2 separate regions of the Homo sapiens genome follow, and region 2 is linked to region 1. A link is an interaction called in ENCODE POLR2A ChIA-PET data of the cell type or tissue named here. Cell type or tissue: MCF 10A. All regions are shown on one strand. Each heading gives the region's core, and the rest is flanking DNA. Links, peaks and the distances in the headings are about the cores only.

Region 1 (4,395 bases), core at 308-4,307:
CAAGAATGTGGACTTGTAGATTCCAAAGTGTAGTGAAAGCAGGAATTGCTTTTGATTCTGTTTACTAGTTGTGTGACCATACAGTGCCTGCTCATGGTAAGAGCCCAATAAAGGCTAGCTATTATTAATTTACAGTTATGCTTTAGAGAAGACATATTTATTTAATAAGAAATACTTATAGTAATACTTTTTACACCCCCCCCCCCCCGCCAAAGTGTACAATTATAAAACATCCATTTAAATAAGTTTTGCTTTTAGAATTTGGGGCTATCATATAGAGAAGGTATTTTACAGGGATGCTACTGTGTAAAAAACAAGGGAACTCTGAATTAAAAGATCACAGAGCTGTGTGACCTTGGGTTAGTAACTTGGGTGCTTCTCAGAAGCAACATGGTAAAAAGGGAGGCATGTGGGCTGATTGAACATTCTGTGCACTTGGATTTCTTAGACTTTAAAAAGAGGTGGGTGAACTGATCTCTAGTGGGTTCCTCAGGCCACCCTCAGCTCTTGAAGCTGTATGGTTGGAAATATTCTTTTTGTCTTCTCTTCCCCTTTGGATTCTTTTCAGGTTCAAATAACTAGCAAAAAAAACCCAGATTAGTCATGCAGCTTGCTTATTTCCTCATTAATTTGGTGAGTTCATGAGAAAGCAGAGAAACTCAATACTGTCATTAAAAAAAGTGTGTGGAGGGCTGGGTGTGGTGGCTCATGCCTGTAATCCCAGCACTTTGAGAGGCCGAGGCAGGAGGATCACCTGAGCCCAGAAGTTAGAGACCCACTTGGGCAACATGGCAAGACCCCATCTCAAAAAAAAAAAAATGTGCGTGGCATATAACAGGTGCTCAAATAAAATTTTTGAATAAATAATGAAGGCAGGTGGTAAATCTGTGATTACAGATTAATATTAATAGATTGTCTTAGATTAATTAATATTAATAGATTGTTCTCTCAAGTGGCAAAAAAAGGAAAGGGAATTCCAAAATCTTTGTCTGTAGCAATATCTGAAAACTAGATATAGCAATATCTGAAAACTAGAAGGGAATTAATCAGATGACTAGAAATTGATATCTGGAAGTCTGGAAGCAAAATCACACAACTGTTGCTTTTTTTAAAAAAAAATCAGGGCCAGGCGCTGTGGCTTATGCCTGTAATCCCAGCACTTTGGGAGGTCTAGGCGGGTGGATCACTTGAGGCCAGGAGTTCAAGACCAGCCTGGCCAACATGACAAAACCCTGCCTCTACTAAAAATACAAAATTAGCCAGGTATGGTGGTGTGTGCTTGTAATCCCAGTTCCTTGGGAGGCCAAGACAGGAGAATCACTTGAACCTGGGAGGCGGAGGTTGCAGTGAGCCGAGATCATGCCACTGTACTCCAGCCTGGGTGACAGAGGGAAACTCTTCCCAAGAAGAAAAAAAAAGGTCAGGATTAAAAAAGAAAATTAAAACAGTTGAATCCAAGCATAGACTTGACTATATATGAAGTTCAGAAAAAGCACAACACAAGGAAAAGTTTCCTTGAGAAGGTTTTCAAGATTCTTGAAGAAAATTATAATAATAGATTAATGAAGGCAGGGAAGAAATGGCATTTTGGCAGAAAACAGCACATGTATGTGAAGATAATAGATGGTGAAAGGTAAAAAGTACAACCCAAGACACTTGTGCCAGACCAGCTTTCATAATACTCATCAGTGTGCATGAAAATGAACAGCATTCTCATGCCTGACACGTGTTTGTTACCACCTACCAATTTTGTTCGCTCTTTTACACTGAAAGTTCTATGTCTAAACAAAATTCCGTAAACATTGAAGAATGTGCATTTGAGTTAGGGTATATATTTGCAATCGATTCCCATTCAAAGTTTGTCACTTGGCTAGAATTACATTTTATTATTAGATGCTAACACGTTAACAAACTCTTATAGAAAACATTGTATTTTATCATAATCAATAAAATATTTTTTGAGAGCAAAAGGTTTATACAGCAAAACACAAATCCTTATTCCTAAAGGAATTTCTCTAGAAGTATCGATACTACTTTTTCCATATTCTGAGGAAGGATAGATAATACAGTGGGAGGTAAATACATCTCTCTATCCAATTATCTTTTGCCTCCAGGTTGAACATATCTAATATATAATTACTGGAATACTTTCATTTGGTATCTGGGAGAAAATTTTCCAATCAGTTGATAAACAACCCAGTTATTTCAATGTAAAAAGAACACACCACACTTTCTTTATACTGTGAGCATCTAGTCCTTAACTCAATCATATTCGAGTATGCAGAAGGGGAAGGAAGGTATTTTAGGGATTCCTTCTGAGGAATAGGAAAAAAGTTTCCAGGTTACCCCACTGAAGTTCATTACTTGACTCAAGCTGTTTTTATTAGGGAAAAATTTAGATAAGTAATACCATGTATGTTTTTAAAAAGCTAAAATTTTTATAATCTAACTATTTGAGAAGATGTCAAGTTAAAATTATGTGGTATATTTTATTGTATCCCTGCTGGGAGGTAAAGATCGTGTTCTGTTTTGTTTTGTTTTTCTGTTGGAATAGAGTGTGCAGCAATGTAAGCATTGCTTAATCATGTGTCACGTAACGCTAAACACTGGCCAATTCCCTTAAATGTTTCGGACACACACACACCCTGTCACTCACATTCTCACCTGTCTCCTGGGGCTCACCGGGTAGTGAACTGTGAGCCTGTTTGCGTCCTCTGTGCCCGGGAATACTGTACCTGCTTACTCGCAGATCGGCTGCTTGGAAACCTGTGGCACCAGGTCACGTGATTGTTGCTATGAGTGTGGAGGTGCATTTCTCTTTTCTTTCTTCCTTCTTCTGTCCTGATTTTGTTTCTTTTAACTGGGGAAATGTTGCAGGTTCCCAGGTCTTTGCAGGCCCAAGTCTGAAAACTTTGGACTCCCTGGCTTATCTTTGGATTTCTCTTAGGGCACCACACCTCCTATTGAGGCTGACACTCTGGACTCTTCTGACGCGCAAGGAGGTTTGGAGCCCAGGGTGGAGAAAACTAGGCCGGAGCCCACAGAAGTCCTGCATGCCTGCAAGACCCAGGTGGCCGAGCTGGAGCTGTGGCTGCAACAAGCCAACGTGGCAGTTGAGCCGGAAACATTAAACGCAGACATGCAGCAGGTGCTGGAACAGCAGCTGGTAGGGTGCCAGGTAAGACTGAGAAGTCAGAGTTCATGGTTTGCCTCTCCACCAATCATCTGCCAAGATTGGGTGAATTTCTCTTAAAGCAACACTGTTTTTCTTTCTGTTACTCTGACCCTTACATTTATCTTGGCCTCAGCTTTTAGTTCTCAGGGTAATTCTTTGAAATGCTTTATGGAACTATCTTATTTGAGGGGACAGTAGTGTTCAGAATCTAGGAGTCTAAATCCAGCTCTGTCACATTAGCTGTGAACTTCGGGAAGTGAACTTCTCAGCCTCATTTTCCTTATATAGTAGGTTATCTTATAGGATTTTTGTCAGGATTAAATAAGGTATTTAAAGTAGTGTCGCAGGATTTAAATAAGGTATTTAAAGCAGTGTCATAGGATATAAAGTTATCTCATAGGATTTTTGTCAGGATTAAATAGGTATATAAAGTATATAACAAGTGCTCAGTAAATGCTATTATTTTATTCAATTTTAGTAAGTAATTAGAATATTCATTCATCATAAATGAAACCAAAAGTATTAATTTGCAAAATTGAAGATACAGCATAAAAGGGCTTTGCAACCATTTTACTAGGAATGCCCTGGGTTTTGCTTGGGAGGGGCAGGGATATAAACTTCCTTGCCGCTAGTCGCTCTGAGTAAAGCTTGCCGGCTCAGCCCGAAGGTTGGGGTTTCTAATCCCTCCAGGGAGAGGCTAGAATGATGACATTGCAACAGCATAATCGAGTGTCACAAGAGCAGGGGCACGCGAGCTGCTTGCAAAGGCCTCTCTCCCAGCTGCACTTAGGAGACCAGACTTGTCTTTATCATATGGGCTTGTCTGCCAGGATGAAGACATCCTCTTGTCTCAGAGTTCGCATATCACTAGCCCTGCCACAGGGAGCGTTTCCTGCTGTAGCCTGTTATGTTGTTGTGGGAAGCCTGCCTTTGATCCACAGTTGTGCATTCTCCCCTTCTATGTAAGCCCATAGTCTTAACAACATCCAGGAACCAGACAGACAGGCCAGCCTCCTTTTCTGTGCATCTCGGCACCTCTGATCTCAAAAGTCAGTTCTTTTTTTTTTTTTTCGGGGTCTCACCCTGTCACCCAAGCTGGAGTGCAGTGGAGCAATCATAGCTCATTGCAGCCTCGACTTCCTGGGCTCAGGTGATCCTCCCACCTCAGCTTCCTGGGTAGCTGGGACTACAGCCCTGCACCACCACACCCGGCTACTTTT
Region 2 (4,395 bases), core at 191-4,190, 190 kb before region 1:
CTGCAGTGAGCTGAGATCATGCCATTGCATACCAGCCTGGGGGACAGAGCGAGACTCTGTCTCAAAAATAAATAAATAGAAAAAATGATAGATTTATTCTTGGGCAAATCAGTAGATGATAGAACCATTTACTGAAAAAAAAAAAGTGCAGGAGAACAACTTTGGTTGGGAAGGGAGTTGGTTAGACATGATGACTCAGTTCTGGAAATGTTGAGTTCGAGATGTCTATGGAATAACCACATGGAAATATCCAGACAACAATGGGATATATAGGAGAGATGACAACTGGGCTGAAGGTAAATACTTGGGAGTCCTTAGTGTGTAAATGGCAATTTGTTCCATTGGAGTAGATGAAAATATCTAGAAAAAGAGAAGGGTCTAGGCAGAACATCACACAGATAGAAAAAGCAACACAAGCCCGTAGCAGAGCTTGAGAAGGGATGTCCAGAGAAGTAGGAAGAGACCCAACTGAGTGTGGTATCATGGACCCCAGAGAAGGAGAGTATTTAAAAAAGGAGAGGGTAGGAAACAGTGTCAGAAGTTTTAAGATATCCTATAAGTACCAAGAAGTATCCATTAGGTTCAACAATGGAAATACGTAAGTGGCCTAGGTGAGAATTAGGTAGTGTTTGGGGCAGCCCGAAATATATAAGTGGCCTAGGTGAGAATTAGGTAGTGTTTGGGGCAGCCCAGTTTATAGTGGGTTGAGACATGAGTGGTAGGTAAGGAAGTAAAAATAGCCAGTGTAGACAACTCTTTCAAGAAGTTTGGATTTGAAGGGGAGGTGAGAGATAGGGTAGTAGCCATGGATTTGGCATTTCAGCTGATTTTGAACTATAATGAAAAGAACATGGATTTTGAATCAGACACATCTGGATTTGAATTTCTCCTCCACCAGATGTGAGATCCAGAGCATATTATCCAAGACATAGTAGGCTTTCAATAGATGTTTTGTTTTATTTTATTTTTTGAGACAGGGTCTCACTTTGTCTTCCAGGCTAGAGTACAGTGGCACGATCACGGCTCACTGTGGCCTTGACCTCCCAGGTTCAGGTGCTTCTCCTACCTCAGTCTCTTGAATAGTTGGGACTATAGCTGTGCGCCACCATGCCTGGCTAAATTTTTGTGCTCTTTTTAGAGACAGGGTCTCACCTGGTTGCCCAGGCTGGTATCGAACTCCTGGGCTCAAGTGAACCTCCCACCTCAGCCTCCCAAAGTGCTGAGATTACAGGCACAAGCCCCCAGACCCAGCTTAGATGTTTTATTGAATGAGCAAATAAAATATCCTCCATCTTCTGGGAGGAAGTTTTCTCGTTTATAAAATGCTTACCTGACTACTTTATTGGTAGCCCTTAATGAAATAGTGTCATAGTTCCTTACCTGTGACATTCCACTTATTCCCGGGCCTGACTTGCTTCAGCAAGCCGTCTGAGCCCCTCCAAGTGTTTCTTAAGATAGCCATGTGTTAGGGCTAGGTGCAGTGGCTCACGTGTATAATCCTAGCACTGTGGGAGGATAGCTTGAGCTCAGGAGTTTGAGACTAGCCTGGGCAACATGGCAAGACCCCATCTCTATAAAAAATACTCATGTGTTATAATATTTATTTTGAGATATATTAATATCTCAGAGTTTATCATTTCATCGCTATTTTTTGCCAGGCCCTTCTTATTCCCTGTTGTTTCAAGAGTAAGTCATACATGTAAATTGTCCGATCTATTTAGACAAGTATTTCACAAAGTGAGATATGTGAAGCCCTGAATCAGAATCTCTGGGAGTTGGGATCCAGAAACCTGCACTTAAACAATAACCCTGAGTAATTTGCTGGCATTCCAAAATGTAAGAACCCTGGATTTATAATCACAGCACAGCTCTGTTTAGTGCAGTCTGGTTCTTTTGCACTCAGAAGTCAGAGGTGCTTGGACTGCTGCCCCAGTAGAAAGTGTTCAGGCTCACATACCTTGATTTTTCAAAAGAAAAGTGTTCAGTTTTATGTGGTAGTTAAAAGGTAGCAAGGAGTAACAAATATGTGTTAAAATAAATGTAGTCATTTCTTTATTTCTTCATTCCGTAGATATTTATTGAGCAACTTAGATGAATCAGAAGAGTGTGAGAAGGAGGAGAGACAAATAGCACCCAACTTCTAGACTTTTATCAGTATTGTGGGCTTATTTTCATGTGCTAAAAATACAAGACTTGCTTACGCAGAGAGCCGGGAGCTATGTTCCAGTGAGGGTGGAAACAAAAGCCTCAGTATAAGACTGTCAGGTGTTTACACAAGGGTGTGGTTTGCTCATGTGGCAACACGAGGTTGCTGGACTCCACATGCTGAGGCTCAAAGTAGAAATCACTGATCTTATGTCACATATTTTCCCAACAAACTAAGTACTTAAATCTGTATGTTGATTGAGGAAAAATAACAAACTCCTGCTCCCTCCTTCCCTAGCCATTTAATCATTAATTCAATAAATGTTTTCTAAATTCCTATAGCATGAAAGCTCTGGGGTAGGTGCTGCAGGCAAAATGAGGAGCAAACTCAGACATGGGTCATGTACTGTTGGAGCCCATAAGCTAATGAGGAGGCAGAAGTTGATCAAATAATCTTATAGATATTAGCTAATATTTTATTAAGCTTTATTAAGATATAATTTGACATCAAATTCACATACAATGCAATTCACCCATTTAAAGCATATGATTTAGTAGTTTTCAGTATACTCACAGAGTTGAGCAGTCATCACATTGGATTTTAGAACTTTTTTTTTTTTTTGAGACAGTGTCTCACTGTCACCCAGGCTGGAGTGCAGTGGTGCCATTTCAGCTCACTGCAATCTCTGCCTCCTGGGCTCAAGCAATCCTTTCACTTCAGCTTCCTGAGTAGCCGGGACTACAGGTGTGTGCCACCACACCTGGTTAATTTTTTGTTTTTTTTTATTTTTGTAGAGACACGGTTTCACCATGTTGTCCAGGCTGGTCTTGAACTCCTGGGCTCAAGCAATCCACTCACCTCAGCCTCCCAAATGTTGGGATTACAGGCATCAGCCACTGTGCCTGGTCAAAAAAAGTATTCTTTTCCTACTGACTTTTCTTGGCATGCCTGTCAGAAATCAATTGCCCATAAGTGGAAGAATTTACTTCTAGATTTTCAGTGCTATTCCATTCTTCTATTATATAGATCAACCCATGTGCCAATATTGCACTATCTTGATTACTGTAGCTTTTAGTAAATTTTGAAATTCGAATTGTGTGTCTTCCAACTTAATTCTTTTCAACATTGCTTTAGCTATCCTGAGTCACTTGCATTTCCATATGAATTTTAGGATTAGCTTGTCCAATTCTGAAAAAAAAAATGGCAGCTAAGATTTGATAGGAATTGCATTGAGTCTGTAGATCAAGTTGGAAAGTATTGCCATCTTAACAATATTAAGTATTCTAGTCCATGAATATAGGCTATCTTTATATTTACCTAGATCTTTAAATTTCTTTCAACAATGTTTTGTAGTTTTCATTGAATAAGTCTTGCAGTTCTTTTGTTAAATCTATTGGTAAGTAGTTTATTTGTTTTGATGCCATTATGAATGATATTTTCAAATAGCAATTTCTTGATTTTTTCATTGGCAGTATATAGAAGTACAATTAATTTTTGTATATTTAGCTTGTATCTTGCAGCCTTGCTAAACACATTAGTTTTGGTATATTTTTTGTAGATACAGTAGGATATTCTGCATAAAAGTTCATGTCATTGCCATTAAAGACAATTTAACTTTTTTCCTTCCAGCCTTGGTGTTTTTTTTTTTTTTTTTTTTTTTTTTTTTGCCTTACTCCAGTGCAATGTTGAATGGAAGTGATGGAAGTATACATCCTTGCTTTGTTCCTGATCTTAGAGAGAAAGCATTTAGTTTCTTGTTATTAAATATGTTATTAGTATTTTTTTCTTCATCAGTGTTCTTCATCACATTAAGAAAGTTTTCGGCCAGGTGCAGTGGCTCATGCCCATGATCCCAGCACTTTGGGAGGCTGAGGCTGGTGGATCGCTTGAGCCCAGGAGTTCAAGACCAGCTTGGGCGACATGGTAAAAACCTGTCTCTAAAAATAAATAGATAGATAGATAGACAGATAGCCAGCCAGCCAGGTGTGGTGGCTCATGCCTGTAGTCCCAGCTACTTGGGAAGCTGAGGTGGGAGGATTGCTTGAGCCCAGGAGGCAGAGGTTGCACTGAGCTGAGATCATGCCACTGCACTCCAGCCTGGGTGACGAGTGAGACCCTGTCTCAAACAAAACAAAACTAAACTAAACTAAAAAGTTTTCATCATTCCCTTTTTATTTTTTATTTTTGTGAATACGTAGTAGTTGTATATATTTATGAGTTACATGAGATATTTTGAGATAGACATGCAA

Evidence for each region. ChIA-PET counts read pairs that join two places held together with the same protein. Peaks named below come from ENCODE experiments on the same cell type or tissue, not always from the same donor. Only the 100,000 strongest peaks of a DNase experiment are listed, where the experiment ranks them.
Region 2: POLR2A ChIA-PET joins it to region 1 with 6 read pairs; 2 of 35 experiments call an interaction of 5 or more read pairs at or near these places.

Annotation. Positions count from the first base shown.
Region 1 is chr14:64,110,394-64,114,788 of GRCh38, forward strand. SYNE2 (spectrin repeat containing nuclear envelope protein 2) reads left to right here. Exons shown (of 116, transcript NM_182914.3): 66 at 2,948-3,178. Among named protein-coding and RNA genes, the nearest start is that of MIR548H1, 17 kb to the left of the region's middle. In MCF 10A, for the core only: no CTCF peak of the experiment used is centred there; DNase peaks (open chromatin) are centred at 608, 2,648, 3,178 and 3,898.
Region 2 is chr14:63,921,052-63,925,446 of GRCh38, forward strand. All of the region lies in intron 2 of SYNE2 (spectrin repeat containing nuclear envelope protein 2), which reads left to right. Among named protein-coding and RNA genes, the nearest start is that of SYNE2, 70 kb to the left of the region's middle. In MCF 10A, for the core only: no CTCF peak of the experiment used is centred there; DNase peaks (open chromatin) are centred at 1,790 and 2,240.